Regions from separate parts of the Homo sapiens genome. Here region 1 is linked to region 2. A link is a loop called in an ENCODE intact Hi-C map of the cell type or tissue named here. Cell type or tissue: dorsolateral prefrontal cortex. All regions are shown on one strand. Links, peaks and the distances in the headings refer to the core of each region. The heading gives the core; the rest is flanking DNA.

Region 1 (14,728 bases), core at 2,659-10,658, 140 kb before region 2:
CCAGGATGGTCTCGATCTCCTGACCTCGAGTGATCCGTCTGCCTCGGCCTCCCAACGTGCTGGGATTCCAGGCATGAGCCACCACTCTGGCCCTGTCAGTATCTTCTGCTCAATTTTTCTAAAAACCTAAAACTGCTAAAATAATTTTTTTTTTTTTTTGAGATGGAGTCTCACTCTGTCGCCCAGGCTGGAGTGCAGTGGCGCAATCTCGGCTCACTGCAAGCTCCGCCTCCCGGGTTCAAGCCATTCTCCTGCCTCAGCCTTCCCAGTAACTGGGACTACAGGCGCCTGCCACCACGCCCAGCTAATTTTTTGTATTTTTAGTAGAGACGGGGTTTCACCGTGTTAGCCAGGATGGTCTCGATTTCCTGACCTTGTGATCCACCCGCGTCAGCCTCCCAAAGTGCTGGGATTACAGGCGTGAGCCACCACACCCGGCCTAAAATAATTTTTTAAATATAAAATATATATTTTAAAAAATCCTGACACCCAGACGGCATCCTTGACCATTTGAACCAGAATCTCTGAAGGTCGACCCAGGCATGAGGATTTTTTAAAAGCTCCCCAGGAGATTCTAGAACTACCCCTTCGAACTGAATGGGGCTGGGGTGGAGGGAGCAGACAGACTGCAGTGGGGAGCCCTTTCTCAGCTTTGGGGTGGGTTTCCGAGGGAGGTAGATGGATATTGGCACAGATTGCCTTAAAGGAGCGGGAGCGCCTGAGGGCATGGAGAATCTCGTCCTTGTGAAAGCTCCAGTGCCTTAGGCACGGTCCCTCTTGGACTCTGGTGGGGACCGAGTGAGAAGTTTGGCCGGTGCCCTCCTGTGCTGTAATTCTGTATCAATCTGGTGACCATTTCAATGAACCCACCTCTGGATTTTTCCAGCTGCTGAACAGGCCTTGGAGGGCGGGGTCAAGCTTGACAAGCAGGGGCAGGGATTGAGGGGAGGCAGTGTCCCGCCGGAATGGCTGGGCCTGAAGAGGAATGGGAGCAAGGTGAGAGGGTGGGACATGAGTGGGGAGGGCATCCAGAGAGGCTGACGGGGCCTTGAGCACCAGGCTGAGCACCGTGGGGACCATGGCAGGGTTCTGAGAGGGGCATGGTCAGGTGGGTGCTCAGAAAGATCACTCGGGCAGCCAGGGAGGGCATGGACCAGAGGGCCAAGGACCAAGGCTAGAAGACCAGTGAGGAGGTGAGAGATGGCGAGGCTGCATTTGAGGGGCTCCAGTGGTGGGGAGGAAATGAGAACAAGATGGGCTTATTGGTCTTGGTGTCTGGGGAGCTTCAGCCTGACCACCAGCACCCCTCCTGGAGAGGGCATGGTACAGCCCCTCACGGGAGCTTTGTGGGACCACCAGGAAGCAGGCAGGAGCAGCTCTGGTCTGTTTCTCAGATGGAAAACCTGATCACCCCACTGGGCAGCCTATAGCCTGGTCTCCCTCCTGGTCTTCAGCAGCTCTGATGGACCCAGAGGGCAGCTTCACCCAGAGGGAAGCTCCACAGCTGGGCAAATACCAGTCACGTAGGACGTGCTGAGACCGTGACCCCCAAGGCTGGGTCCGGCAGCCCCGAGGCAGAGAGGCCTTTCCTTTTAAGGGTGTCATTTGCTGAGAATTTACCACGTGCTGAGCTCTGTACCAGGCGCTTGGCACAAGGACTTCATTTACCGTCACAAGAACCCTGCAGTACTGTGAAACATATTTGGTTTCGAGCCCATTTCCTGGCATGCAACTCCTGAAATCCTGAGGATCTCCAAAGGGATAGCTTTTTCCCTTTTTTTTTTTTTTGAGACAGAGTCTCACTCTTTCGCCTAGGCCGAAGTGCAGTGGCACGATCTCGGCTCACTGCAAGCTCCGCCTCCCGGGTTCACGCCATTCTCCTGCCTCAGCCTCCCGAGTAGCTGGGACTACGGGCGCCCGCCACCGTGCCTGGCTAATTTTTTGTATTTTTAGTAGAGACGGGGTTTCACCGTGTTAGCCAGGATGGTCTCGATCTCCTGACCTCGTGATCCACCCCGCCTCGGCCTCCCAAAGTGCTGGGATTACAGGCGTGAGCCACCGCACCAGGCCAGGGATAGCTTTTTCTTTGCTAACGAATTGACTGGTGGCTGGCAGCCCCTAGGTGGCTTCAGGATGGGGTCTGGTCACCAGAAAGACCCAGGCAGGATTAGAGGGTTGGGACTGTCAGGCCCATCCCCTACCTCTGGGGAGGAGAGAGAGGCTGAAGGTTAAGGTGATCACCAATGGCTAATGATTTAATCAATCATACCTAGGTATTGAAACCTCCACAAAAACCCCAAAAGGACAAGGTTTGAGGAGCTTCCGGAGAGCTGAACACATGGAGGTCCCTGGAGGGTGGCATCCTGGGGGGACATGGAAGCTCTCCACCCCTCCCCCGTCCTTTGCCCTGTGCATCTCCCCTCATCTGTATCCTTTGCCAAATCCTTTATAATAAACCGGTAAACGTGTTTCCATGAGTTCTGTGAGCCGCTCCAGCAAATTAATCAAACCCAAAGAGAGGGTTGTGGGAACCCCAACTTGAAGCCGGTGGGACAGAAACTCCAGAGGCTGGGACTCATGACTGGTGTCTGACTGAGGGACTGTCTTGTAGGCTTGTGTCCTCAACCTGTGGGATCCGATACTGTTTCCAAGCAGACAGTGTCGGAATTGAGTTAGAAGACACCTGGCTGGGGTCTGCTGCAGAAGGGATATGGGGGTGGGGGGGACTCCACATGGTTGGTCACAGAAGTCTTTTTTTTTTTTTTTTTGAGACGGAGTCTTGCTCTGTCGCCCAGGCTGGAGTGCAGTGGCGCAATCTCAGCTCACTGCAACCTCCACCTCCCGGGTTCACGCCATTCTCCTGCCTCGGTCTCCTGAGTAGCTGGGACCACAGGTGCCCGGCTAATTTTTTGTATTTTTAGTAGAGACGGGGTTTCACCGTGTCAGCCAGGATGGTCTCGATCTCCTGACCTCATGATCCGCCTTCCTCAGCCTCCCAAAGTGCTGGGATTACAGGCGTGAGCCACCGCGCCCAGCCGGTCACAGAAGTCTTCTGTGTTCACTGTTGTAGTGTGAGAGCAGACGAAAACGTTTGCATTGTTTGCATTCAAACCCCATGGGAGGTGGGCGCGGTGGCTCACGCCTGTAATCCCAGCACTTTGGGAGGCCGAGGTGGGCAGATCACCTGAGGTCAGGAGTTCAAGACCAGCCTGGCCAACATGGTGAAACCCCGTCTCTACTAAAAGTACAAAAAATTAGCTGGGGCATGGTGGCGGGCACCTGTAGTCCCAGCTACTTGGGAGGCTGAGGCAGGAGAATCGCTTGAACCCAGGAGGAAGAGGTTGCAGTGAGCCGAGATCTTGCCATTGCACTCCAGCCTGGGTGACAGAGCAAGTCTCAAAAAATCTCAAACAAACAAACAAAACACCCCACGGGAACATTCCCATTAAATCAATAAGGGAACTGAGGCTCCTCCAATGACCTGCCAAAGGTCACACAATTTTTAAGTAGCAAAGCTTGGATTCAAGCTCAGGGCTGTGTGACCTTAAGGATGACTCTTTTCGTCGCTGCCCTGGAGGGCTGTACCATGGGAACAGAGGTGTGGGGTCCCAAAAGTCTGTACCAGTGTCCAAGGCTAAGCGGGGATGGGAGGTCACTGGGCTGGTGTCACAGGCACTCCTGTGACACCACAGGGACCTCTGCCCCAAAAGCAGCAGCTATGGCTCCTACCCGGACCAGACCTTGGCATCCTGAGCCCCTGTGAAACAGGCAGTTCTTCCCAAGGAGTGGCCACGGACCCGCCCAGGAGCCTCAGCTGTACCCTGGACTGCAGCCCGGTCACCTCCTGAGCCAGCCCTTCCCTCTCCCTCCCTCCGCCAAGACCACTTCTCACCACTGTCCTGCTCAGGGACTTAGGGTGCCTCAGACGCTTCCAGAAAATTCAACAAAGCCAGCTGTTCCAGCTGCTGAGAAAGAACGTATATCCAGATGCAGAAAATGTACGCACAAACCTTTTTTTTTTCTTTTTAACTCAAGAAAGGGCTTTTATTGTTTTTAACTCACTTCCTGGGAAGTTAATTTTTAAAACACTCTTATAGAGTTTGCTCATCGCTTGTGCTACATTCAAAAACAACGATGCCAACCAAAACCCTCAGTGACAGGGTGAGCATCCCACCTGGGCCTACCCCTGAGCTTTCCAAGGGTGGGTCCGATCAAAGTGGTCCCCCCAGACCAGATGCTCAAGAAACACTTGGGGATCAGTGATTGGCTCTTAACTTGCCTTCCACTAACTCTATAAAAGTGTTCTTAAAAACAGTACCGAGTAACTTTTTAAGCTTCGGGCCACACTGCCTTAGCCCAGAGGAGCCGGGGAGAAACGTGGACCCACTGACAATGGGGCACATTCGGCTCCTAGCCTTAAATAGACGTAGAAACTGTATTACAGATGCATGTACCAGTGCAGGACATACGAGTGAGCTGTGTGCAACAGATGAGCACGCGACATGCACCCACAGGCGCGGAGATGCAGCGGGATCCGGGTTTCTCCCCCAGCCAGCCTCCCTTCTCCAAACAAGCCCTCCTCCAACAGGACACCCACACCTGTGGCCAAAAGCCCTTGTCCATCCATGTTTCCAGGGCAGTGTCCGAGTCCTGCGTGACCCTGTGGGGGTCAACCTCTATGAGCATTCGGTCAGCAAATGCCACGTCGGCCAGCCGGACACTGATCCCAGAGAGAAGGTGAAGGCTGCTCCGGAAGAGCTGTGTCTGCACGCGCTCCAGCACCCCCGCTCTGAGCAGGCTGACTGCTGATGTCCTCAGGGTGAGGCAATTGCCGCAGAGGCCACCTGCCAGCGTGCACACCCCTCCAGGTTCTGTGTCTCGTGATCCCTCCGACCTGGACAGTTTGTCCTTCGTTGTAGGAGTGTGAGTGCAGCTCTTGGGCCCAGATGGGTAGGCCGGTGTAGGAGGAGAGGCTGGGTTCCAGTTATTTCAGCATGCGCAGGGCCACAGGCCTGTCGCGTCCATGGCCCTCGGTCAAAGTCAGCCCTGGTGTCTTCTCCAGCCTCAGCTCTAGGGGCATCATCAAGGGAGAGAGTGAGATGGGCAGGGACGATGTGGTGCTTCCGCTTCAGGCCTCTGCTCAGAGCTTGATTCCGTTCAGTCCACTTTCCAGATAACGCCGAATGCGAAACACAGTCCAGGAAAGTTAGTTCCATCCACTTGGCTGCCAAATAATCTTGGGCTGTGCTGGGAACCACGGAAGATGTAGGAAAGCTCGTGAGATGTTCCCAAGCAGGGCCTCTCCCCGAACCCCCAGGTTAAAAACAAAAGTAAAAGACAACAAAAAAGGAATCAGAATTCTCCAACACTGGCCCTGTCCCCAGTGAGGGGTCCGAGCCCCCATACCAGCGTCTGAATAGACAAGAGCTCTGGTGCCACCACCCCAAGGTGGGCAGGGTACCCCCCTCTCCACCATATGCCTGTGGCAGCTGAGCCAGGCCTGCCCGGCCCCAGCGGGAGGTCTCTTCCGTTGTGGTAAGCCTGGCCTCCACCTGCCATCTTGGTCTCCTGCCTCTGCCTCCTGCCCCAGGCCATGCCAACCAGCCGGGTGGCATTTCTGAGGCTCCATGGGCACCCGGTTTCCCCACAGAATGGGTCAGGCCAAGGAGGTCCAAGAAGAGGAGGATGGCCTCGTGGGAGCCCTGCCCCCAAGACCCCAAATGACATACATTCCAGTCTGTCCCTGGACGTGCGTGCGTGGAGGTCATGCAGCACGATGGGGGAGGGGCGGGAGTGGGGCTGCAGTCCCCAGCCCCCTGCCTGCGGGGGCGGCTGTTGCATGAGGGGTGGGCCTCTGGAGGCGCGGGATGAGTGTGCTGCCGGGTGGCCCTGGGTGCATGCAGGGGCTCAGGATGCAGCCTCGTCTTCCTGGACGCCGGGGAGCTCTGGGCTCTTGCCCCCTTCACCAAACCCTTCTTTCCTGTTCAGGGGACACCAGGGACAGAGGGACCTCAGGGTCAGAATATGCACTCAGGGAGACACTCTCCCTCACACACACAGGAATCTGAATCCCACATCTCTCAAAGCCCCCTTCACCCACTGCCCCAAGCTTGGCCTCCCTCTGGCCTCCCTACATCACGGCAGTTGCTCCTTGCCGGTCTCTCAGCCCCCAGTCTCAGCCCGCAACGCCTCCGTGGCCCCCCATTGACCAGAGATGAAGTCTAAACCTCCCAGCACGGCCTCTGGAGCTGCTCACAGTCTGACCCAGCTGACTTCCCTACATCCTCCAACTATCAGCCTAATCAAGGGCCTTCTCTCTGTGTGTGTGGTTTTGTTGTTGTTTTGAGACAGCGTCTCGCTCTGTCGTGCAGGCTGCAGTGCAGTGGTGCAATCTCAGCTCATTGCAACCTCTGCCTTCCAGGCTCAAGCGATCCTCCCACCTCAGCCTCCTGAGTAGCTGAGACTACAGGCACATGCCACCACGCCCAGCTAATTTTTGTATTTTTTTATCTCTATAAAAACAGGGTTTCACCATGTTGCCCAGGCTGGTCTCAAACTCCTGGGCTCAAGCGATCCATCCACCTCAGCCTCCTAAAGTGTTGGGATTGCAGGCGTGAGCCACCGTGCCCGGCCTGAGGGCCTTCTGTGTTGACCTCAGTCATCCCCCAGCAGATCTGGGTAGAGAGGCTTTCATTTTGCATTTTTCTTTGCCTTGTTCACAGGGCAGAGTCCATCTATCAGTCTTGGGATTCTGTCACATATTCAACAGATTTCTATATCTAGTTTTCCTCCCAAAATGTCTCTTTTTAAAATAACCAGTAAATGGGTTTTGATATCTTTAAAAAGGACCAACTCCACTTAACTCTACTACTGAGTTTCTACAATTATCCCAAAGTATAAAAAACTCTATGGCCGGGCACAGTGGCTCACGCCTGTAATCCCAGCACTTTGGGAGGCTGAGGTGGGCAGATTACCTGAGGTCAGGAGTTTGAGACCAGCCTGGCCAAAATGGTGAAATCCCGTCTCTAATAAAAATACAAAAATTAGCCGGTGTGGTGGTGGCATGCACCTGTAATCCCAGCTACTTGGGAGGCTGAGGCAAGAGAACTGCTTGAATGTGAGAGGCGGAGACTGCAGTGAGTTGAGTTTGCGCCACTGCACTCCAGCCTGGGCAACAAGAGTGAAACTCCATCTCAAAACAAACAAACAAAAAACCAAAGCAGTCTATCAAGGATAAATATTGGGACTTGATGATGAAGTAAAATCTTCTTTCAAAGTTAAACGTGGAGGCTGGGTGTGGTGGCTCATGCCTGTAATCACCTGGCACTTTCGGAGGCCAAGGTGGGCAAATGGCTTGAGGCCAGGAGTTTAAGTCCAGCCTGGGCAACATGGCAAGACTCCATCTCTATTTTTTTTTTAAAAAGCTCTACCCCAAATTAAACTTGGGTCACAGAATTCTAGAATTTTATAGCTGGAAAGTATTAAGCCCAATCTTGTCACTCTGTTTGCCAGGTACAAACTAGACACTAAATGTATCCTTATCCTGTGTCTGGCTTGTTCCACCACTAGGGGGTGCTGGACCACAGGCTCTGAGTCAGAAGGACCAGGTGTCCGTCCACCTGCTGTCCTGGCATAATTATTATTACTTTTTTTTCTTTTTTTTTTTTGAGACAGGGTCTGGCTCTGTCACCCAGGCTGGAGTACAGTGGTGCAATCTCAGCTCACTGCAACCTCCACCTCCCAGACTCAAGCAATCCTCCCACCTCAGCCTCCTGAGTTGCTGGGACTACAGGCACCCACCACCACGCCCGGCTAATTTTTTTTTTTTTTAGAGATGGGGTCTTGCTATGTTGCCCAGGCTGGTCTTGAACTCCTGGCCTCAAGCAATCCTGCCTTGGCCTCCCAAAGTGCTGGGATTATAGGCATGAGCCACCATGCTGGCATAATAATTATTATTTTTTGAGACGGAGTCTCACTCTGTCGCCCAGGCTGGAGTGCAGTGGCGTGACCTTGGCTCACTGCAAGCTCTGCCTCCCGGGTTCACGCCATTCTCCTGCCTCAGCCTCCTGAGTAGCTGGGACTCCAGGTGCCCGCCACCACGCCCAGCTGATTTTTTGTATTTTTAGTAGAGACGGGGTTTCACCGTGTTAGCCAGGATGGTCTCGATCTCCTGACCCTGTGATCCACCCGCCTCGGCCTCCCAAAGTGCTGGGATTACAGGCGTGAGCCACCGCACCCGGCCGTGCTGGCATAATTATTAATGGCTTCCCCTTTCACTCTCAAAAATGTCCCCATTTGGACGTCAAATTATATATGCCCCCTCTCCCCCTACACTAAGCACAATTCCAGCATCAGGGGCCTACATTCCTGGATGAGCTCAGAGAATCCTCCCCCAACCGCAACCACCTCCCTGAAGAGATGACAGAAAAGCTGCAGTTGGGACCTCCAGGCCTCTCCCAGGCCCCCCACCTCATTATGAGGCTCTCCCTGGGTGCAAGCCACCTCCAGCAGGGAGCAGATGTCAGCTTGTCCACTACGAGGGGTCCCGACCCTTCTGAAGGGCCCTCTTATGAGAGGGAGGCCTCACGGGAAACCAACATGGTGGTCCCGGACAGGCCTGGTGACAGCGTGAAGCCAAGGCACCCGGACAGCGCCTGGCACTCACCCCTCTGGGGAGTGCGCCTTCCACACAGAGCAGGCCAGGGTGGGGCAAACAACTCCCACCAGCCCCTTCCCCAAAGCTTCCCTCCGGGGCCAGAGGAAGGCAGTGGCTGTCCCAGGACCACGCTGTGGTTCAGGACCCCACTGGTTTTCTCTCTGCAGGTTTGTGTACAAACTCCAGCACAGGCCTTATTAGCATCCCAGACTGGCTTTTATTATAGTGAAGAAGGTGGATCTGCTGAGGACGAGGCGCACAGGCTTGGGGAGCTGCTTTTCTGGACCCTCCTAGGAGGTGGTGAACCCACAGGCGTGGCTCACCATAGGGAGCCCTCGGCCAATGCGGGTTCCTCTCCCGTGGTCCACCGGCCAGCCTGTCCCTGCTTACTCACTGAACAAGCACTCACAAAGTGCTGACTGGGCACAGAGCCCCAGCAATGGCTGCAGGCAGCCTGGGCCACTTGGGAGAGCAGCCAACAGTCCCCAGGGCCAGGCAGAGGGGCCAGCACCCCTCCTCTACAGCCCGCCAGCCTCCTACAGGAAGCCAACATCAGCCTGTCTGCAAACCTCTGCCAGGCTGCCAAGGGCTGAGGGGGCCACAGATTTGAAGCCCCAGAGGGGCTGGACCCAGTGAGAGAGTGACATCAAGCTGCATGGAAGAAGGGTCTTCCTGTCCCATGGAGGGGCTGCGTGAGCTCCTCATCCCTGGAAGTGTGTGTGTGAGGGATGCTGGCCCCAGGAATGAAGCAAGAGCTGGGCCCAAAAGGTCCCTTCTAGCCCCGACTAACCTTGGGGACAGAGATGCAAATGGGGCCAACACCGAGACCTGGCCAAGTCCCCAGGCTCTGGCCTTGGCCCAACGACAGTGAGAGTGGGAGGATGGGCCTCAGACCTCCCCACCCAACTCCAGGGAGTGCCCGGCAGTCCCTGGCCCACCAGTACTTACACCAGTAGGTTTCCTGGAGCAGACATGGATCGCTCTTCCCTCCGTGCTTGGGGCTCAAACGGGTTCCCAAAGGAACGCTTCCTCAGCATGGACTTCACCAGGATCTGAGGAGGACAAGGCAGCGTGAGGAGCACAGGTCCCAGGCTCCCAGACACGCAGCCTCTGCTCCGATTCCCCGAGAGCAGCTGCCAAGGGGGCCGCAGTGCGGGTCCCATCTCAATCAGCACAGCATGAAATGGCAGAGGCAAGAACACGGGGCGCTGGCAGCTGGGGGCATATTCCTGGAATGGTGAGGAGCCGGATGCCACTGGTACATGAGGAGGGGGCCGGGACCAGCCCATGAAGGGTCCGCAAGGCCAGGCTGAAAGAGTGGGGAGGGCCAGGGCTGGAAGTGGGAGTCCATTAGAAGATACCTTCTCGCTACGGCAGCAATGCCATGGAGGGATGCTGTGCCATCCTTCCCGCCTTCCGGCCGCCGAGAAGATGCCAAGATGCTACTGCAGGGCGGCCCGGGAAGCGGCTGAGCCGCAGCCGGTGGCCCAGTCAGTGGGGCTGCCAGGAGGGGAACAGCTGCCGCAGCCTGGCTCTCTGCCTTTGTCCCTCCTCCGTGACAAGGACGGTTCCATGCCGTGCCCACAGACACGCCGACTCACACGCATGCAGAGAGGCAGCGGCACACTTGCCAGTCCCTTCACTCCCTCGCTTGTGTCCATCCATCCCGTCAACACTGGTCACCACTGGCTGCCTACTGGGTGCTGGCCACTACTCTAGGCCCTGGGGCCACACTGAGGCCAGAATTCCTGCCCTCATATAGCCTTTTTTTTTTTTCAGACGGAGTTTTGCTCTTGTTGCCCAGGGCTGGAGTGCAGTGGCACAATCTCGGCTCACTGCAACCTCTGCCTCCCCGCTTCAAATGATCCTTCCGCCTCAGTCTCCTGAATAGCTGGGATTACAGGCGTCCACCACCACACCCGGCTAATTTTTTGTATTTTTAGAAGAGACGGGGCTTCAGCATGTTGGCCAGGCTGGTCTCAAACTCCTGACCTCAAGTGATCCTCCCGCCTTGGCCTCCCAAAGTGCTGGGATTACAGGCGTGAGCCACTGCGCCCAGCCATCATACAGCTTATATTCTAGTTGGGGGAGACAGGCGATAAGTAAAGAAGAAAAATCAGTAAATTATGTATGTCAGTAAGTGGAAAGGAAAAAATAAAACAAGGGAATGGCGATGAGGTGTGAAGCAGGGGAGGCTGAAGCTACAGGGTCAGGGAAGGCTCGCTTCTCTCTAGGAGGGGACCCTGGCGTAAAAAGCCGAAGGAAGTGAGGGAGCGAGTCCCGTGGCCATCGGGGGTGGGACTCCCCGGGCAGAGGGAAGCGAAGTCTGAAGGCTCTGGGGCAGCCCCTTCCATGGCACGTGGCCAGAGACGAGTGCATGATGGCGGGACGGTGCACGAGCCCCGCAGAAAAACAGGGCGGGTGGTGGGGCACAGGCTGGAGGTCTGATTCTGAGGGACACAGCAGCCCGAGTGAGAAGCAGGCTCTGAGCTGGGAGGTGACACACTCATGCCACTGGGACCATGCTGGGTGCTGAGTTGAGCATTGACCAGGGGGACAGGGAGTGAGAGTAGAAGCAAGGGACAGCGTGGGAGGTTGTTCCAGTGGTCTGAGAGAGAGGAGATGGTGGCTAAGATCAGGCAAGTGGTCATGGGGACCCCGTGGGAGTTGCCTGGTTCCAGCGACCCCACAGAGTCAAGTAAGCATAGGGGGCAGGGATTGAGCCAGCTGGTCCCAGCTGGGCCGGGACCCTGCAGAGGGGGATAAAGTGCAAGGCCAGGCCCCGCCAACGGCAGTGGCCCTGGCTCTCCTCCTGGCCTTGTGCTTGCCCTGACTCACTTGACTGTCAGGCAGGGGCAGGGCAGGGCTCTCAGTGGCCCCAGGTGGCCACGGGGGACTATGTGAATCACTTCCAAGTGCCAACACAGAAGCTGAGCAGAGGAAGAGGAGCAAAACCGAAATGTGAGCGGGCACTAGGGGAGACACAGGCACTGTCTAATGGATACGCAGGATCTGGGGGAGATGCAGGCACCGTCTAACTGATACGCGGGCTCTGGGGGAGAAGCAGGCGCCGTCTAACTGATACACAGGATCTGGGGGAGAAGCAGGCGCAGTCTAACTGATACGTGGGCTCTGGGGGAGAAGCAGGCGCCGTCTAACTGATACGTGGGCTCTGGGGGAGAAGCAGGCGCCGTCTAACTGATACGTGGGCTCTGGGGGAGAAGCAGGCGCCGTCTAACTGATACGTGGGCTCTGGGGGAGAAGCAGGCGCCGTCTAACTGATACGTGGGCTCTGGGGGAGAAGCAGGCGCCGTCTAACTGATACGTGGGCACGGGGGAGATGCAGGCACCGTCTAACTGATACACAGGATCTGGGGGAGACGCAGGCACTGCCTGATTGATACGCGGGCGCTGGGGGAGACGCAGGCCCATCTAACTGATATGTGGGCTCTGGGGGAGACACAGGTGCTGCCTAACTGATACGTGGGCTCTGGGGGAGACGCAGGCGCCGCCTAACTGATACGTGGGCTTTGGGGCCACTCCTCCAATCCAAAGGCTGCCCAGGCCGTTCCCCTGCCTTGTCCTCGGCACCTTGTGCAGTGCCTGGAGAACGGAAGCTCAGTAACTGTCTGGACGGAATGAAATGCTTCTTCCAGTCACGGTGACTGCTGCCGCTGAGCAAGGGCCATCTATTTCTTTCTTTTTTTTTTTGAGATGGAGTCTCGTTCTGTCAACCAGGCTGGAGTGCAATGGCGTGATCTTGGCTCACTACAACCTCCACCTCCCAGGTTCAAGCGATTCTCCTGCCTCGGCCTCCCCAGTAGCTGGGACTACAGGTGCCCACCACTGCGCCCGGCTAATTTTTTTGTATTTTTAGTAGAGGTGGGGTTTCGCCGTATTAGCCAGGATGGTCTCGATCTCCTGACCTCGTGATCCACCCGCCTCGGCCTCCCAAAGTGCTGGGATTCCAGGCGTGAGCCACCGCGCCCGGTATTTCTTTCTTTTCTTTTCTTCTTTTTTTTTTTTTGAGACGCAGTCTCGCTCTGTGGCCCAGGCTGGAGTGCAGTGGCGCGATCTCGGCTCACGGCAAACTCCACCTCCCGGGTTCACACCATTCTCCTGCCTCAGCCTCCCGAGTAGCTGGGACTACACGCGCCCGCCACCACGCCCAGCTAATTTTCTATATTTTTAGTAGAGTCGGGGTTTCAAGGATGGTCTCGATCTCCTGACCTCGTGATCTGCCCGCCTTGGCCTCCCAAAGTGCTGGGATTACAGGCGTGAGCCACCGCGCCCGGCCCCACGCCCGCTATTTCTTTAAATCAGTCACTCTCCTCACCAAGCCTCCTGGTCTCCCGACCACAAGACCTCCCTCTCCATGGGCCTCCAGCAGAATGGCGGCTCCAGTGGCCCAGGATCACAGCTGGCTGGCCAGGCAGGCCTCTGTCCCCCCAAGGAGCCAGGCACAGAGCAAGGCTCAGGTCCCCCAGGCCCTCCAGGACAAGGGAGCATCTACCCCGGCTCTCTTACCACCGTGGTCCAGCTGGGGATGAGCCTGACTGAGTTCTTAACCTCCTCCTCTGTCACCTCCACCACGCTGCAGTGCTCCTCCTCCGAAGGAAGGGGCTCCTCCCCGTTCTTGGTCACCCAAGGGTGCAACTGTCGGGGCCGGGAGGGCAGGGAGAGGGGGAGAGGTCAGGCCATTACCAGAATCACCTGGAGGGGTCCAAAGTCCACAGACTCAAACCCAACACACATGCATCCTGGTGTTGATCCCTCCAGAAAGGGAAAGTGACTCCTGTTTTCTGTGTCCCAGCCCAGCCCAAGACCCCCAGTTCCCCGACCTTGATGTCTGGCACCCCAATTCTCGTCTCGGGATTCTTGTCTAACATCTTCAGGATCAGGTCCTTGAGCTCCTCGCTGATTTCTGGCCTGGAGAGGGCGAAGGAAGGAGAGGAGGGTGGGACCGCTGATGAGGACCCCTTCCTGTCCACCTCTCTTCCCGAAACCTTCGTCCCTCGGATGGGAAGACTGAGTTCCGGACAGCAGGCAGGAATTTCACAACAAGGGCTTGGAGAGCCTTTCCTGAGCAGGAGGTCAAGTCTCCCTCCAGGACAGAGGCACAGACAGAGTTCCATGGGTGCTGGACACCCCAATGGGTGGCAAAGATGGTGAGGAGAGTCGCTTTATGGGACACCAGAGGCCTTCAGACCCACTCACCACCTCGTCCTTTTCTACACCCAGAGAAGATCCTCTCTCATTTGACAGAGGAGGAAACTGAGGCCCAGGGAGGTTAGCAGGCTGGCACAGTGCCAGCCAGAAGAGTGCAGGCAGAGATGGGAGACTCAGATGGGAGGGAGCAGCCCCCTCAGCGCCACATCAGCTCCAACTCTCTCTGCCCAAACCCCAGGGTTCTTTTTTTTTTTTGAGATGGAGTCTCGCTCTGTGGCCCAGGCTGGAGTGCAGTGGCGCAATCTCGGCTCACTGCAAGCTCCGCCTCCCAGGTTCATGCCATTCTCCTGCCTCAGCCTCCCGAGTAGCTGGGACTACAGGTGCCCGCCACCGTGCCCGGCTAATTTTTTGTATTTTTAGTAGAGACGGGGTTTCACCGTGTTAGCCAGGATGATCTCGATCTCCTGATCTCATGATCCGCCTGCCTTGGCCTCCCAAAGTGCTGGGATTACAGGCGTGAGCCACCACGCCCGGCCAAACCCCAGGTTTCTTTGCCACCAGTGGTCTTGGGGAGCCCATCCTTCCAAGACTAGGGAGCAGAAAGCCACTCTCAGGACTGTTGACTTCGGTTCCCCCTGTTGTCTTAGATGCTTCATCCCTTTTAAAATTCCTGGGCTGAGGGGAAAGACACCCCTCAGCAGGGGGTATAGCAGGAAGAGAGGCACCAGGGGTACAACTGTGGAGGCAGGGAGGGAAGGCAACCACAGGATGAGGAGGAAATGGACAGAAGCCAGCTGGCTGGTGCTCGGGAAAGGGAGTGAGGCGGCCCCAGACGAGCGGGTGGCAGAACCCGGAGACGTGTGAATGCTAGCGCCAGGGTGTGGCTTTGAGAAGCTTCAGACA
Region 2 (14,728 bases), core at 2,318-10,317:
ATTTACCTGATGGATTGACCCTTTTATAATTCTAAAATGTCCCTAGAAGCATTTTTTTTGTTTTAAAGTCTATTTTGTCTGATAAAACTATAGCCACTTCAGCTTTCTTGTGATTGCCCTTTGCATGATATATCTTTTTTTTATTCTTTTGCTTTTCATCTATTTGTGCTTTTAAATCTAAAATGTTTCTCCATGGACAGCATATAGTAGAACCTTGTGTTTTTATTTTTTATTTTTTGAGATGGAGTCTCGCTCTGTCGCCCAGGCTGGAGTGCAGTGGCGCGATCTCGGCTCACTGCAACCTCCACCTCCCGGGTTCACGCCATTCTCCTGCCTCAGCCTCCTGAGTAGCTGGGACTACAGGCACTCGCCACCACACCCGGCTAATTTTTTGTATATTTAGTAGAGATGGGGTTTCACCATGTTAGCCAGGATGGTCTTGATCTCCTGACCTCGTGATCTGCCCGCCTCGGCCTCCTAAAGTGCTGGGATTACAGGCGTGAGCCACCGTGCCTGGTCGAATCTTTTTTTTTATCCAGTACAATAATCTTCCTTTTGATTACATTGTTTAATCCATTTACATTTAATATTATTGGTATAGTTGGATTTATGCCGCCATTTTACTTTTTGTTTTCTATGTCTCAAGTCTTTTCTGTTCCTCATTCTTCCTTCACTGCTTTCCTTTGCATTAAGTGAATATTTTCTAAGGTAGCATTTACATTTCTATGATGATTTTTTTGAAGTATATTTTTGGCATTTTCTTAGTTGTTGATCTAGGGTTTTATATACTTTTTTTTTTTTTTTTGAGACAGCGTCTCACTCTGTCACCCAGGCTGGAAAACAGTGGCATTATCATGGCTCACCACAGACTTGATGTGCTGGGCTTAAGCAATCCTCCTACCTCAGTCGCCCGAGCAGCTGGGACTACAGGCAAGCACCACCATGCCTGGCTAATTTTGTTTATTTTTTATAGAGATGAGGTCTCACTATGTTTCCCAGGCTGGTCTCCAACCCCTGAGCTCAAGCGATTCATCCTCTTGCCTTGGGCTCCTAAAGTGCTGGGATTACAGGCCTGATCCATTGCACCTGGCTATACATTTTAACTTACTAGAATCAGCTTCTGATTTATTTATTTATTTATTTTTGAAATAGAGTCTCGCTCTGTCACCCAGGCTGGAGTACAGTGGCGCAATATCGGCTCACTGCAACCTCTGCCTCCCAGGTTCAAGCAATTCTCCTGTCTCAGCCTCCCAAGTAGCTGGGACTACAGGTGTGTGCCATCATGCCTGGCTAATTTTTGTATTTTTTTTTTAGTAGAGACAGGGTTTTGCCATGTTGGTCAAGCTGGTCTCAAATTCCTGACCTCAGGTGATCCACCTGCCTCAGCCTTCCAAAGTGCTGGGATTACAGGCATGTGCCACCGCGCCCAGCCTCAGCTTAAGATTTATATTAACTTTAATTTTAATGAGATGTAGAAACATGACTCCTATGTAGCTTTTTTCCCTTTCTCTCCTTTTTGTGGCATTGTTGTTATAACTATCACATCTATAAATGTTACAAGCCCAACAATAAGTTGTTATAATCATTACTTTAAATAATTTTATGTTTTCTACAGAAGCTGAGAGAAAAAGGAGAATAAGTATATACAGCTTTTATTATATTAATCCTCTTTTTTAAAAAAATAATTTCTAGGCCGGGCACGGTGGCTCATGCCTGTAATCCCAGCACCTTGGGAGGCCGAGGCGGGGGGATCACTTGAGGTCAGGAGTTTCAGACCAGCCTGGCTAACATGGTGAAACTCCGTCTCTACTAAAAATACGATAGCCAGGTGTGGTGGCGGCGCCTGTAGTCCCAGCTACTTGGGAGGCTGAGGCAGGAGAATGGCGTGAACCCGGGAGGTGGAGGTTGTAGTAAGCCGAGATCGCGCCACTGCACTCCAGCCTGGGCGACAGAGCGAGACTCCGTCTCAAAAAATAAATAAATAAAATAATTTCTAGTTCTCTTCATTTCTTCTCGTGGATTTGAGTGACATCTGGAGTCATTTCCTTAGCCCAGTACAGCTTTGCTCCCACCCACCTTTCTTGTCTTGCTTTTGGTAAATATACTACATTTTATATGTAATAGGCCTAACAATATGTTATATTCATATTTATACAGTTGCTTTTTAAATCAGTTGAGAAGAAAAATGAATTTATACTGTCTTTTATAATTGCATAATTACTTTTACCAGTGCTTTTTGTGGATTCAAATTGCCATCCGGGGTAACTTGCTTTTAGCCTGAAGAACTACCTTTTTTTTTTTGAGACGCAATTTTGCTCTTGTTGCCCAGGCTGGAGTGCAATGGCGTGATCTTGGCTCACTGCAAACTCCATCTCCCAGGTTCAAGCAGTTCTCGTGACTCAGCCTCCCAAGTAGCTGGGATTACAGGCGCCCGCCACCACGCCCGGCTAATTTTTGTATTTTTAGTGGAGATGGGGTTTCACCATGTTAGCCAGGCTGGTCTTGAACTCCTTACCTCAAGTGATCCCCCCCACCTCGGACTCCCAAAGTGCTGGGATTACAGGCGTGAGCCACCATGCCTGGCCTTGCCCAGTTTAATTTTGTCTCAAATTATATTGCCTGATGCTGAATAACTCTGATTTTCTGTTTGCATCTGCTTGATAGACATGTGCTCATTCTTCTGCATTTCACCTTTTTCTGGTCTTAAGATCAGTTGTTTTAAATGTCTGTCTCTCCACTTCTGTTGCAAATTTCTAAACTCACTAGTGGATAAGCTGCCTGCCACATCTGGGGGCATCTTGCCTGGCCGAGTGGTTGAGTGGTCCAGCTGATGTGTTGACGAGGCTCACAGTGGCTGCGTGGGTACTTCTGCCATTGTCATGGATGCTGTGTTGCTCAGCAATTCTGAGGTGACAACACAAACTCATGGGTCTCCCAGGTAGCTTTTAAAACAGTAAATTGGCCGGGTGTGGTGGCTTACACCTGTAATCCCAGCACTTTGGGAGGCCGAGGCGGGTGGATCATGAGATCAGGAGATCGAGACCATCCTGGCTAACATGGTGAAACCCCATCTCTACTAAAAAGACAAAAAATTAGCCAGGTGTGGTGGCAGGCACCTGTAATCCCAGCTACTCGGGAGACTGAGGCAGGAGAATCGCTTGAACCCGGGAGGTGGATGTTTCAGTGAGCCGAGATCGCGCCACTGCACTCCACCCTGGGTGACAGTGAGACTCGGTCTCAAACAAACAAACAAAACAAACAAACAAAAAACAGTAAATTAACTCACGGCTAGAAGATACCAGCCAACAGCTTGGGAAGCCTCACATGAAGAGAGAGTGAGAAGCCCTCTCCACTGGGGAATCAGAGGTGGTCAGTGGCCGCGAGGAAGAGGAGAGAGCCATCACCTGGTGCTTTAATTTTCGCCCTCACCTGCCTGAAAACCCAGGTGGAAGCAGGGCAGGAGAATGAGCGGAGGAGGAAGAGGAGGAAGAGGCAGGATGGAGGGCGGGAGAGAGAGGGAGCCGACATCTTTGAGTCCCTGGAATTTAGCTTTGCCTGGGGCTAGAGGCAACCCTCGGGCTTTTCGGTTTTGTAAGTCAATCCATTTCCGTGTTAAGTTAGTTTGGAGTGTCTTTAACTTGCAACTGAAGAAATCCCAACGAATCCTGGGACAGCGCCTCCAGATAGGAAGTCTAGAAGCTGGTTGGGCATGAGCAAAGCTACGTACGCCAAGAACCCCAAGAGAGAAGGAGAATTTGGTAATGGAGCAACTGGATGCCATCTGTGGCTTGACTGGACACTGTTGGAGGCCTTTTTATTTCTGGAATTTTTACATTTCCTTTCCATATACTGTCCATATTTAATGTCATGAGAAGAGAGCTGTGACATTATTTCAACCTACTGGAGCCAAATTGTTGCATAAAGTTGGGTCAGAAATACTTTCCGCTGAGGTGAGAGGACACCTTGCCACCTCCTGGAGATGGGTAGTTCTAGGGCTCAAACAATGGAATGAAGGAGTCAGACTGTCAGACTCCTGGCTTTCTGCTCCCACCGCCCCAGAGTGTTGGCTTGTCAGCCTCCAGCTGACATCTCGTCTCGGCACAAAGGGAGTGCGTAGGAGCAGGGCTCCTTCCCCAGAGCCTCTGGAGAATGCAGCCATAGAGCCGCCTTGTTACCAGAAAGGGGTCCCAATCCAGACCCCAGAGAGGGTTCTTGAATCTCATGCAAGAAAGAATTTGAGGTGAGTCCACAGAGTAAAGTGAAAACAAGTTTATTCGGAAAGAAATAAAGAATGGCTACTCCAAAGGCAGAGCAGCCTCGAGGTGCCCATTTTTATGGTTACTTCTTTTTATTTATTTGAGACAGTCTCACTCTGTTGCCCAGGCTGGAGTGCAGTAGCGTGATCTTGGCTCGCTGCAACCTCCGCCTCCTGGGTTCAAGTGATTCTGCTGCCTCAGCCTCCCGAGTAGCTGAGATTACAGGCACGCACCACCATGCCTGGCTAATTTTTGTATTTTTAGTAGAGACAGGGTTTCACCATGTTGGCCAGGCTGGTCTCAAACTCCTGACCTCGTGATCCATCTGCCTCAGCCTCCCAAAGTGCTGGAGTTATAGGCATGAGCCACCGTGCCTGGCCTATTTCTTGATTATATGCTAAATAGAGGTGTGTTATTCATGCTTCCCCTTTTTAGACCATATAGGGTTACTTCCTGACATTGACATGCCATTTGTAAACTGTCACAGCGCTGGTAGGAGTGTAGCAATGAGGACAACCAGAGGTCACTCTTGTGGCCATCTGGGTTTTGGTGTTTTGGCCAGCTTCTTTACTGCAACCTGTTTCATCAGCAGGGCCTCTATGACGTGTATCTTGTGCCGACCTCCTATCTCGTCCTGTGACTCAGAATGTCTAACCGTCTGGAAATGCAGCCAGTAGGTCTCAACCTTATTTTACCCAGCCCCTATTCAAAATGGAGTTGCTCTGGTTCAGACACCTCTGACGGCCTCACTGCAAGAAGGGCTGGGACACAGAAGCGAGCTTACTTGGGGTGGGCAGGGGGAGGGAGCAGGGAGGACTTAATCATGACTTTCCTCATGAGCTAGTAGAAAGTCCTACCTTTCTTGAGATTAAACTGTGTAGAGTCACCACCTGCAAAAAATTGGATTTTGTCAGCAGGGAAGGAGGGGAGGGGTAGGAGATGGCAGCTAGGGAAGCGACAGGGCCGTGTTTTATTTATTTTTATTTTTTGAGACAGAGTTTTGCTCTCGTTGCCCAGGCTGGAGTGCAATGGTGCCATCTCAGCTCACCGCAACCTCTGCCTCCCAGGTTCAAGCGATTCTCCTGCCTCAGCCCCCTGAGTTGCTGGGATTACAGGCATGCGCCACCAGGCCTGGCCAAGTTTGTATTTTTAGGAGAGACGGGGTTTCTCCATGTTGGTCAGGCTGGTCTCGAACTCCCGACCTCAGGTGATCCACCCACCTCGACCTCCCTAAGTGTTGGGATTACAGGCGTGAGCCACCACACCTGGCCAGGGCCGTGTTTTGACTTGGCTTCCGTCTGAGTGCCTGGGCTGCTCACTGGTGGTTCCGCATGAAGCCCCGGCGCTAGGTCTGTGGAGGGCATGTATTGAGCGGGTGAGCGCGCGCTGAGCGCCTCTGTGCTGCAGCCGTGGCTGGGGGCCGGGGCTCTCCACCCGCCTCCCGCGTGGTTCGAGGCTGACTTCCCACCGCTTCTGCCTCTCGATAAATGAGGCTCAGCTGGTGGAACCCTGTGTTTCTCTTCAGTTCTAAAAGCTTGGGCTCAACTTGCTTGGCTCTCTGTGGCCTTCTTCTTAGTCCGCTGGTGCTGGCTTAGTCACACTAGCCGGGCAGGGCTCAGATGGACGCGCCTGCTTTTCAGAGTGAAGCCCCAGTGTGCTCCGGACAAGGTGAGGCGGGGAGGGCATCAACATTTGCACCAGGTCCTAGAGATCGCCTCGGGAGCGGCACAGGCCTGGGAGCACCCAGTCCTGCTGAGTCTCAGGTTTCTCTCTGGGCTGAGGGATAGTGAGGGCTGAGGCTGGGTCCAGACCCTGCCTGGGGCTCCCCCGAAAGCAGTCTGGGGCTTTGGGGGATGTGTCAGACTCTGTCGGGCTGGAACAAATGGGCCTCAAAGGTTGGTTAAGTGCAGCCCCTGCCAAGAAGGCACGCTTCTGTAATTTGCCAGACAGTCCTCAGCCCCAGAATGCCTCTGGGAAGGAGACAGAGCAGCGCGTGGCAAAGCAGAGGCGGGGAGGAGGAGGAAGCGGGAGGCCCAGGTAAACCTCAGGCCACACTTGGGCCAGAGGCAGGGTCCAAAGGCCGGCGGGAAGGCAGCCAGTCCCAGGAAGGCAGCAGGCGCACTGCCTGGGGCCCTGCCTTCCTCCTCCGGGTTCCGCAGTGTCCTGCGGGCTACCAGAGAGGTCCACGGCGGGCGGTGGGGCCAGGGGAGCCTGGCCGAAGAGCAGAGGCCCCCACGGCGCCCTGTGTGTGGAAACCTCCGGATGGCCGCAGGGGGGTGGGGGGAGAACCAAAGCCCTGGGATCGCCGGGGGAGGGGCGGGGGCTTGGCTCGGGCTTGGGAGGAGGATGATCTGGAGGAAGGCCTACAGCAGCTTTCCATTCTTTCAGCCCTGAGCCCCCGAGTCTCCGCCTCGCATCCGTTCGGGCGCGGTGTAAACTCCACGCCTGAGCTCCACGAGACACGGCGGGGCGGAGGGAGGAGGGAGAGACCAGTCCACACACAGGCGTACCTTATTATATAGAATTTGTACAATATATTTCTTTTCGTTTGCATATTTTACCCACAGCTTAACATCCTTTTTACAGGCTGAACTCACTCAGGCTGATAGAATCAAAATTCTTTCAACCAAATAAGAAAAATTCAAAATCGTAAACCCGTAAGAAAACAAATTAAAAACGGTGATGAAAATACGTCACTCCTCTCGTTAGGAACAGTGTCTGTTTGTACAACAGGTATGCTCTGGAACAGGATTTCTTTACAGCGTAGGCACGTGTTTCCACCTTTGCTCTGCGGGCTTCGCCTCCTCCGGGCCTGGGGCTCCTGGAAAGCGCCGGGACGCGGCGGCTCTGGCTCGGCAGCGCCACCCGGTGGCCGGAGACAGAGGCGGCCGGGCCGAGCCGGGAGAGCAGCCGCGGGTGCGAGCGGACTCAGGCTTGTTTCCCGTGAACTGCAGCGAAGATCCCAGAACAGCAAGGGCAGTGGGCGGACAGGTGCTCTGGGGAGCCCAGCGTTTATTTACAGCTGATCTTCCTGACGGGAGGATGGAGTACAGCGGCGGCCACTGCCATAGGGGAGGTGACTCCGGCCCTACCGCCCGCTTTACTCGGAGTCTGGGGTGTGGAGGGGCGTGGGTGGCGCTATCTCGTCTACCTTCCAGGTTGGCTGTGAGTCTGAGCACGCAGCGGGGCCTCCCTCCCAAGCACTAAGACTTGTTTCCTGTGAGTCCCCTCTTGGGAAACTCCTTACTGGGAGGCCTCCTCGGGTCTGAGGGATGAAGAAGGTGGGGCCTTCTCTGGGGTGGTGCAGGCAGCTCCCAAAGCAAGGTAGGTTTGGCAAAGAGCAAAAGATGGGAAAAGGGTTTCTACGGAGCCAGCAGCACCTGCCTATTCAGGTCCCAAGCCACAGGAACCAGGCCAGGCCTTTCCACCAGGGCAATGGCCTCAGTCCTCAGGCCACCAAGTTCCAGGACCTGCCCCATGTGTTCCCGTCTCCCTTAAATCCCACCCTCCACCCGCCCCGGGATGGTTCTACCAGAACTCTGGGGCTTAGCTGAGAACCCAATTGTAGGGCTGTGAAGCCCGCTGCACCTTGGAGTCCTGACCCAGAAGGCGAAAGTGCTCTTATAGGAAGATGCTTCCAGACCTGCAGACTTGGGCCCTTGCAATCCAGATCCCTGCAGACCCTGCACAGAGGGATCTTCAGAGGCCACGGGGCACACTGGGCCATGGCAATGCTGACCTGGTCAAGCTTGGCCTTGGTGGTGGGGCCCCTTCTCTGGCTCTGGCACTGTGTGGTGGGACGTGCTTCGGCCCAGACACTGCCCCTAAAGGCATGCTCCAACCCCACGGGTCCCACTAAGGCCGGCACGCAGCCCACACGCCAGACTTGCTTCATGTTCCCAAGCGTGGCTCTGGAGGGAGAATCATCATCGGCACTCCAGGGCAAGACTAAACCCATCAAAAGAAAAATGTAAAACAGCACTGACTAGAACTAATGTCGTTATTGCTACAAGTGACAGCCAAACAGCCACGCAGAGTCCCAGAGGTGGGTATGACAGACTACCATGACTATCAAGCAGAAATAAAATTATGTGGGTTTTTACTCTTAAAATAAGATATCCTCTGATCATCTTCACGGTACATAAGCTCACGCGTGCTCCTCACATTCTGCTCCTTTCACAGAATGGTCAGTCCCCGGTCATGCCCTCGAGCCCCTCCAGGGAGACAGTGTGGTTCTGCTCTAAAAACGTGAGGTGGAAACTGAAATATGTCAAAACAACAACTGAGGAACTGCGGCTGTGCTGCCTGGTGCATGAGCAGACGTACAGGGGCGCCTGCCGGCTGTCCCCAAGGGCACTTGTTCTCCTCAAGGAGTTCTCTGGGAGGGTGCGGCCGTGCAGGGAGCTAGCTCGATGCCTGGTTCTGTACTGGATGCTTGGGGATCACTGGTGGCTAGGAGGGGCTCTCGCCAGTTTTGGTTTGGTGTGAAAAGCAAAGAGGTGCTCCCAGGCTGGGCAGCCACTGGGGGTCTTGCTGGAAAGGTGGATCTGGGTGGACTGTGCCTCCCTCTGAAGGCAAGTGCAGGCAGTTCCAGCTCCACGGAGACAGAAACCAGTTGAGAGAGGCCGCTTCCAAGTCTTCCCAGGCCCACGGCTCCTGCAGTGACAGCCTCTGGAGAAGGCTGGTCTCTGAACCTTCTTAAGGGCCCCCTGCCCACCCTTTCTGAGGCATTCTGCACTGCTTGGCTTATTTTCACCATGCTACAGCCTGTGCTTGTGTCCAGCCTACGCACGGGAGCTCTTGGAGACGTGGCTGCTTGGCATCCTAACTGGAGTGGTCAGCTCAAGGAGAGCTGGGCACTGGCGCTACAGGAGTTTTCCTGAATGAGGTTAGATGTCTGCTCTAAAATCCCTGTGGCAGATGAACTAGTCCCATGCACGCCCCACCAAGGGCTAACACTCCACATTCCAGAGGCGGGTGGCCTTGTTTGGGTAGTTGATGGCCAGGCTGATGGCAGCAATGTTCTGCAGAGCCTGTAGAGGGAAAAAGAGTTGTCGCCAATGTCGGGAGCCACTCCCTCATTCAGTGAGTGCTGATAAGACCCTCAGCTGAGCACTGAGGATGTGGGGACGGAGGAGGGGAACCAGATGTGTTCCCCTCCCCCACAGGCCTGCAGAGTGGAGAGAGAAAAAAAATGCTATTAAGAGCACATGAAAGCTCCAAATGTAGGTAGGAATCATCACTGCCCAGAGGGGCAGTCCCAGGGCGGAGGCTCAGAAGGCTGTCTGCAGAGGTCTGGGAAAACTCTCTGGGGAAAACAGTGCAAAGATGCAGGTGGGGAAGGGCAAGGCACTCACAGGAAACGAACAGCCAGTGCTGGGGACCAGAGGGAGTAGAGAAAACAGGGCCAGGAGGGCACTGAGATGCCCTGGAGGCGAGGCCAGGCCCGTCAGGCCTTCAGGGTCTGGGCAGCAAGAGGGTGGAGGTGGCAGAGGGAGGAAGAGGGGGTTGGCAGGGAGACGTGTCAGGGAGAAACGTCAGGACACTGGTGCAGTACACTCAACAGGCTGTGGGGGGGGTCAGAAGAGGGTAAGGAGGAAATGGAGACTGGACAGGGGCAGCAAGAGGGACCCGCCCACAGGCAAGCCGCCATGCTGAGCTTTGGGGCCAGGACGGGCAAATATCAAAATTTCGTTACATGATGTGATGAAACCTGGGGTGGCGGCGGCAATGCTGGTAGGTAGCTGTTGGGGGTAAGGGAGTTTCTACTCTGCCTACAGGTCTCGGGTGAATTCACACAAACTCTTCGGTATGGGCTGGGGGCATTTCCACTTCCGAGCGTACACGTCAAAGCCTACAACAGGAAAGAAGACCCTTTTCCTGCAAAAGGGCGGTGTGTTCGGAGACTACTTCCAAGGGACAGAGCGCCGCGCTCAGGCAGGGCTCTTGGCTGGGTGTCCCGGCTGGGTGTCCACCCACGGGTAACCCTGTGAGCCTCAGTGTCCCTAGCTGTCCTCCGGGGGGGTGGGGGTGTTGGGCCACACACGCGATGATATTCAAGGAGTCCAAGGTTCTCAAAATGTACTCTGGGGCCAGGCGACTCCCGAGACCCTTTTGGGGTCTGCAAGGTTCATTTTTGACTTTCCTTCTCCTGAGTATATGGTGGAGTGTTCCAGAGCCTGACGTGTGATCTGACTGACTGCAGAAGCAGACATGAGAACATGAGAATCCAGCTGTCTTCTACGAGGCCAGACATGAGAGGGGTCTGCAAGGATGGAACACAACAGCGCCACCCTCTGCAGGCATTCCTTTTTTCTTTTTTGGTCACCTATTTGTCCCAGAGCACTCAGTAATTACTTTGTTTTGAAAAGTTAGAGTCGTTTTTCACAAGACGTGTTATTCATGTTAACATGAAATGGGTTCACTACTTTAAAAAAATAAATTGATAAAGGTTTACACTTTTGCTTAATTTTTAAATTGAAAATCTCGTTTCTAATGGCACATATGGATATATGCATAATAGACATATCCAAAAGCTTTCTGAGCTCCTCAGTCAGTGAAAAGTGTGAAGCGTCCTGAGACCAAACAGCTGTCAGAAGAGGAGTTCCGCTACCAGAGAAGCAACTCACATCTAAAAATATGTGAAATCTAACTCCACGGAAACTTCAAGAATCAGCCAAACTAAATTTAAGGCATCGGTTGTTTTGGTTTTAAAGACACAAATTCTTCTGACCCCACAGTTTAGAGTGAATGACTCTGATAAATGGGGCTCGTGCATGCTCTCTGAGCACCAGGAGGAAGTGACTGAACTGGAACAAGCTCTGTGTAAGCTCCGGGTGGATTCTGTCCTACTCAGACGCAATGTACAGACCTTCTCTGCCCTGGCAATGGTGAGATGGTGGCGCCCCAGCCTGGGGGCCAGCTCTGTTGGGGTGGAGAGAGTACCTGTGCCGCACAGCGGAGAAGGTGGTCGTCCGTGGTTAGGGCCAGCAGGTAATCCTGCAGCACGCCAAGCTCCTGCAGAGAGAGAGCAGGGGCTGTGAGTGACAGCGCCAGATGCGCAGTGCAGCTCTCCCAGACCACCTGGGACACCTGCTTGCGAAAGCAGAAGCCTCTCATGGGCGGACGCTACTCACGCCGCCCAGCACCGCGTGGCACTGCCTTGCTCAGAACCCTGGCGGGAGCCAGGTGCCCGGTGCCGGGGTCACCTTTGCCTCCACCTGCCCTTGGGTGACCAGGCCGGGACCCCTCCTCAAGCCAGTTTCCTCATGTGTGAAAGGAGAGGGAAGCTAAAGAACTCTGAAAGGCCCTTTCAGCTCCCACATTCAATCAGTCTATTGTGCTGAGGGGAGGAAAAAAAGAGAAGGAAGCAGAAATAACCCATCGTTTTATTTTCCAAAACTCACTGTTGTCAAGGGCTGATCCCGGGCAGTTTCTCCCCCATTGGCTCTAGGCCTGACAAAATAAGCAATCTCAGAGCTGACCTGAGGGTTTCCCAGGCCTGGGAGAGGCGAGAGCCTCAGACTCTCAGCCATGCCTGTCCTGTGTGGCCTGTCGAGACCCTGGCCACTCAGGCTCGGATGAGGCAGCAGCTTCTGCCCTGGGTAGCAGAGGGAGCAAACGCACATGGAGGCACCGGGCTCCCTGCCCAGACCTCAGGCCTCACCTGGGCACGGTTCTCGGTGACGAAGAAGAGCTCAGTGAGGGCACGATGCAGGGGAAGGAGGATGCCGGGCTGCGTCACGTCCTCAAACAGGCCGTACTCCATGTGGGTAAAGAGCTGCCACAGGGGCTTCAACAGCGCAAGGTCACACAGGTCACTGCAGGAGGAGCCCCGGAGGTGGTCAGTTTACTGAGAGCCATGCCAAGGTCACATGGCTTACAGCTGGCAGGAACCACAGCTCAGACCCTCCCTCTCCCACAGCTGGTACAAATGATTATAAAGTCGCCTCACCTATGCTCCCCACAAAGCAGCCACGAATAGTCACCAACAGCAAAGAAGGAAAGGGGCAGAACCTAAACTTTAAAACCAGGCTCCAAGGGAACAGGAGGTCGGAAATGTGCTCACGGGGATTACTGTGCATCTTGAAAAATGGATGTTACGGGCTACACATGGTGGCTCACACCTGTAATCCCAGCACTTTGGGAAGCAGAGGTGGGAGGATCACTTCAGCCCAGGAGTTGGAGACCAACCTGGGAAATAAAGCGAGACCCTGTCTCTACAAAAAATTAAAAACAAACAAACAAACAAAACCCCAAAAAACAAACAAAAAAAAAACCTAGCTGTGTGTGACAGCACCCAGCTACTCGAGAGGCTGAGGTGGGAGGACTGCTTGAGCCCAGGAGTTGGAGGTTGCAGTGAGCCATGAGTGCACCACTGTACTCTGGCCTGGGCAACAGAGTGAGACCTTGTCTCTTAAAAAAAAAAAAGTTATGAAGACTTTCCAGTGACAGTGGGAACTCATCTCAAGATAAATATTAAATGAAAAAAAGCAAGATGTGGCCGGGCGCGGTAGCTCACGCCTGTAATCCCAGCACCTTGGGAGGCCAAGGCAGGCGGATCACGAGGTCAGGAGTTGGCCAGGAGACCAGCCTGGCCAACACAGTGAAACCCCGTCTCTACTAAAAATACAAAAAATTAGCTGAGCGTGGTGGTGGGCGCCTGTAATCCCAGCTACTAGGGAGGCTGAGGCAGAAGAATTGCTTGAACCCTGAAGGTGGAGGTTGCAGTGGGCTGAGATCACATCACTGCACTTCAGCCCAAGTGACAGTGTGAGATTCCGTCTCAAAAAAAAAAAGAAAAAGAAAAAAGAAAAAAAGCAAGATGTAAAACTACATATACAAAATAAAATTCAAAAATAACCTGCATATACAGCATTTTCTCTATGCATAAGAAAAACAACAGTAAACAGACACAACAAAAGATGCCACCAGCAGTTGACCCTATCAGCTTTCTAGGTTTTCTACAATGCTCACTGCTTTTATAAACAGAAAAGAACACTTAAGACAAGCGTGGTGGCTCATATTTATAGTCCTAGTTACTCAAGAGGCTGAGGTGGAAGGATCACTTGAGCCCAAGAGTTCACAGCTGCAGTGGCTATGATGGTGCCACACTGCACTCTAGCCTGAGCAACAGAATGAGACCCCACCTCTAAAAAAAATTAAAGAAAAAAAAAAAAGATGGCCAGGAGCGGTGGCTCATACCTACAATCTCAGCACTTTGGGAGGCTAAGGTGGGGGGATTGCTTGATCTCAGGAATTTGAGATCATCCTGGGCAACATGGCGAAACCCCATCTCCATAAAAAAACAGAAAAATTAGCTGGGTGTGGTGGCGTACACCTGTAGTCCCAGCTACTCAGGAGGCTGAGGGGAGGGGGGTCACTTCAGCTCGGGAGGTGGAGGCCTCAGTGAGTTGAGATGGTGCCACTGCACTCCAGCCTGGGCGAAAGAGCCAGACCATGTTTCAAAAAAAAAAAGGTAACGATGACTACCATTGTTATGATTTTCAGGTGGGCTTATGAAACACAAGATGCTTGCAAGGTTGCTCAGGCAGAAAGCTTTTCCCTAAGTAAAGCAGAGCCTCTGCTGAGAGAATGAACTGAGGGGTTTTTTTTTTGTGTGTGTGTGTGTTTTTACTCAGAGGAAGGCTGTGTTTTAATTCCAACTCAATATCCTTTGGAGAAGAAAAATTATGAAATAAATAATATTCTAGAACTTGTTATATGGCCATATATAATTATATAATATTGGATTTTGCTTTTTTTTAAAAAAAATTGCTTTTTCTCTTATGACTTGAAAAATTATTGTGTATATTTAATTGTTATCTTGAAGCCAATCTCTTTCTCCCAGAGGAATAAATCTTCATAAAACAAACAGGAAAATTCTGATAGCTTTCCAGCTGGGTTTTCAGAGAAGCATGAGCATGTGAGGTACAATGTACCTGCGAGCTGAGAAGGTCCCTCCCCTGAGGACTGCCCCTTGTGTGTGGCCTCCGGGCCAAGCCCTCAGGCAGGCCCCTCTCTCACTCTATGAGGAGCACGCATGAAAGAGGCTAGGGTGGCAAGGCATGCTGGGAGTTCCCTCCGGGCTCGGGACAGAGGGTGCGGGATTGTCCCCACTGGAAAGAAGGTTGCCAATGGCCAGCAGACTGTGCAGGCTGCGGCACAGGTCTTCTTTCCTGCTGCAGGCAAGAAGGGCCCACCAGCCAGGAGACCATGGAGATGTTCCATGTTTCATAAGCACTGCTCAACCAGACTGTGCTTACTGGACTCGACGCTCAAGTGAACAGAGCTAAGCCCATGTGGGGCTGAGTGATCCTGTCTGTGTATGAGGACACGGGGGTAACAGCAAGCATGCCCAGCTCTCCCCTCTCTCTCCACGCTGCTTATGGACTGACTACACAAGCCATCTTGTTCTCTCCCCTGACTTTGAGAGTCCTTTGTTATTTTAATGACAGTTCCATATTCCATGA

The links. Hi-C counts contacts between places; a loop is a spot of excess contacts. Peaks named below come from ENCODE experiments on the same cell type or tissue, not always from the same donor. Only the 100,000 strongest peaks of a DNase experiment are listed, where the experiment ranks them.
Region 1: a loop joins it to region 2, with 2.5 times the contacts of the local background. A loop is called at or near these places in 63 of 110 quality-filtered maps.

The regions. Positions count from the first base shown.
Region 1 is chr17:3,856,304-3,871,031 of GRCh38, forward strand. It overlaps CAMKK1 (calcium/calmodulin dependent protein kinase kinase 1), which reads right to left. Exons shown (of 16, transcript NM_032294.3): 13 at 13,498-13,585; 14 at 13,184-13,312; 15 at 9,605-9,708; 16 at 4,012-5,980. The coding sequence ends at 5,908. It overlaps LOC124903897 (a long non-coding RNA gene), which reads left to right. Exons shown (of 2, transcript XR_007065580.1): 2 at 2,274-2,477. Among named protein-coding and RNA genes, the nearest start is that of NCBP3, 17 kb to the left of the region's middle. RefSeq lists enhancers at 11,492-11,993, 11,994-12,493. In dorsolateral prefrontal cortex, for the core only: CTCF peaks have their summits at 7,561 (motif pointing right) and 7,761; DNase peaks (open chromatin) are centred at 7,588, 9,028 and 10,178; H3K4me3 peaks cover 922 bases; H3K27ac peaks cover 2,170 bases.
Region 2 is chr17:3,997,682-4,012,409 of GRCh38, forward strand. ZZEF1 (zinc finger ZZ-type and EF-hand domain containing 1) reads right to left here. Exons shown (of 55, transcript NM_015113.4): 53 at 11,923-12,076; 54 at 11,202-11,273; 55 at 6,764-9,289. The coding sequence ends at 9,209. Among named protein-coding and RNA genes, the nearest start is that of LINC01975, 28 kb to the left of the region's middle. RefSeq lists silencers at 6,988-7,067, 7,168-7,247 and an enhancer at 9,414-10,381. In dorsolateral prefrontal cortex, for the core only: a CTCF peak has its summit at 7,129 (motif pointing left); DNase peaks (open chromatin) are centred at 6,690 and 7,240; H3K27ac peaks cover 1,431 bases.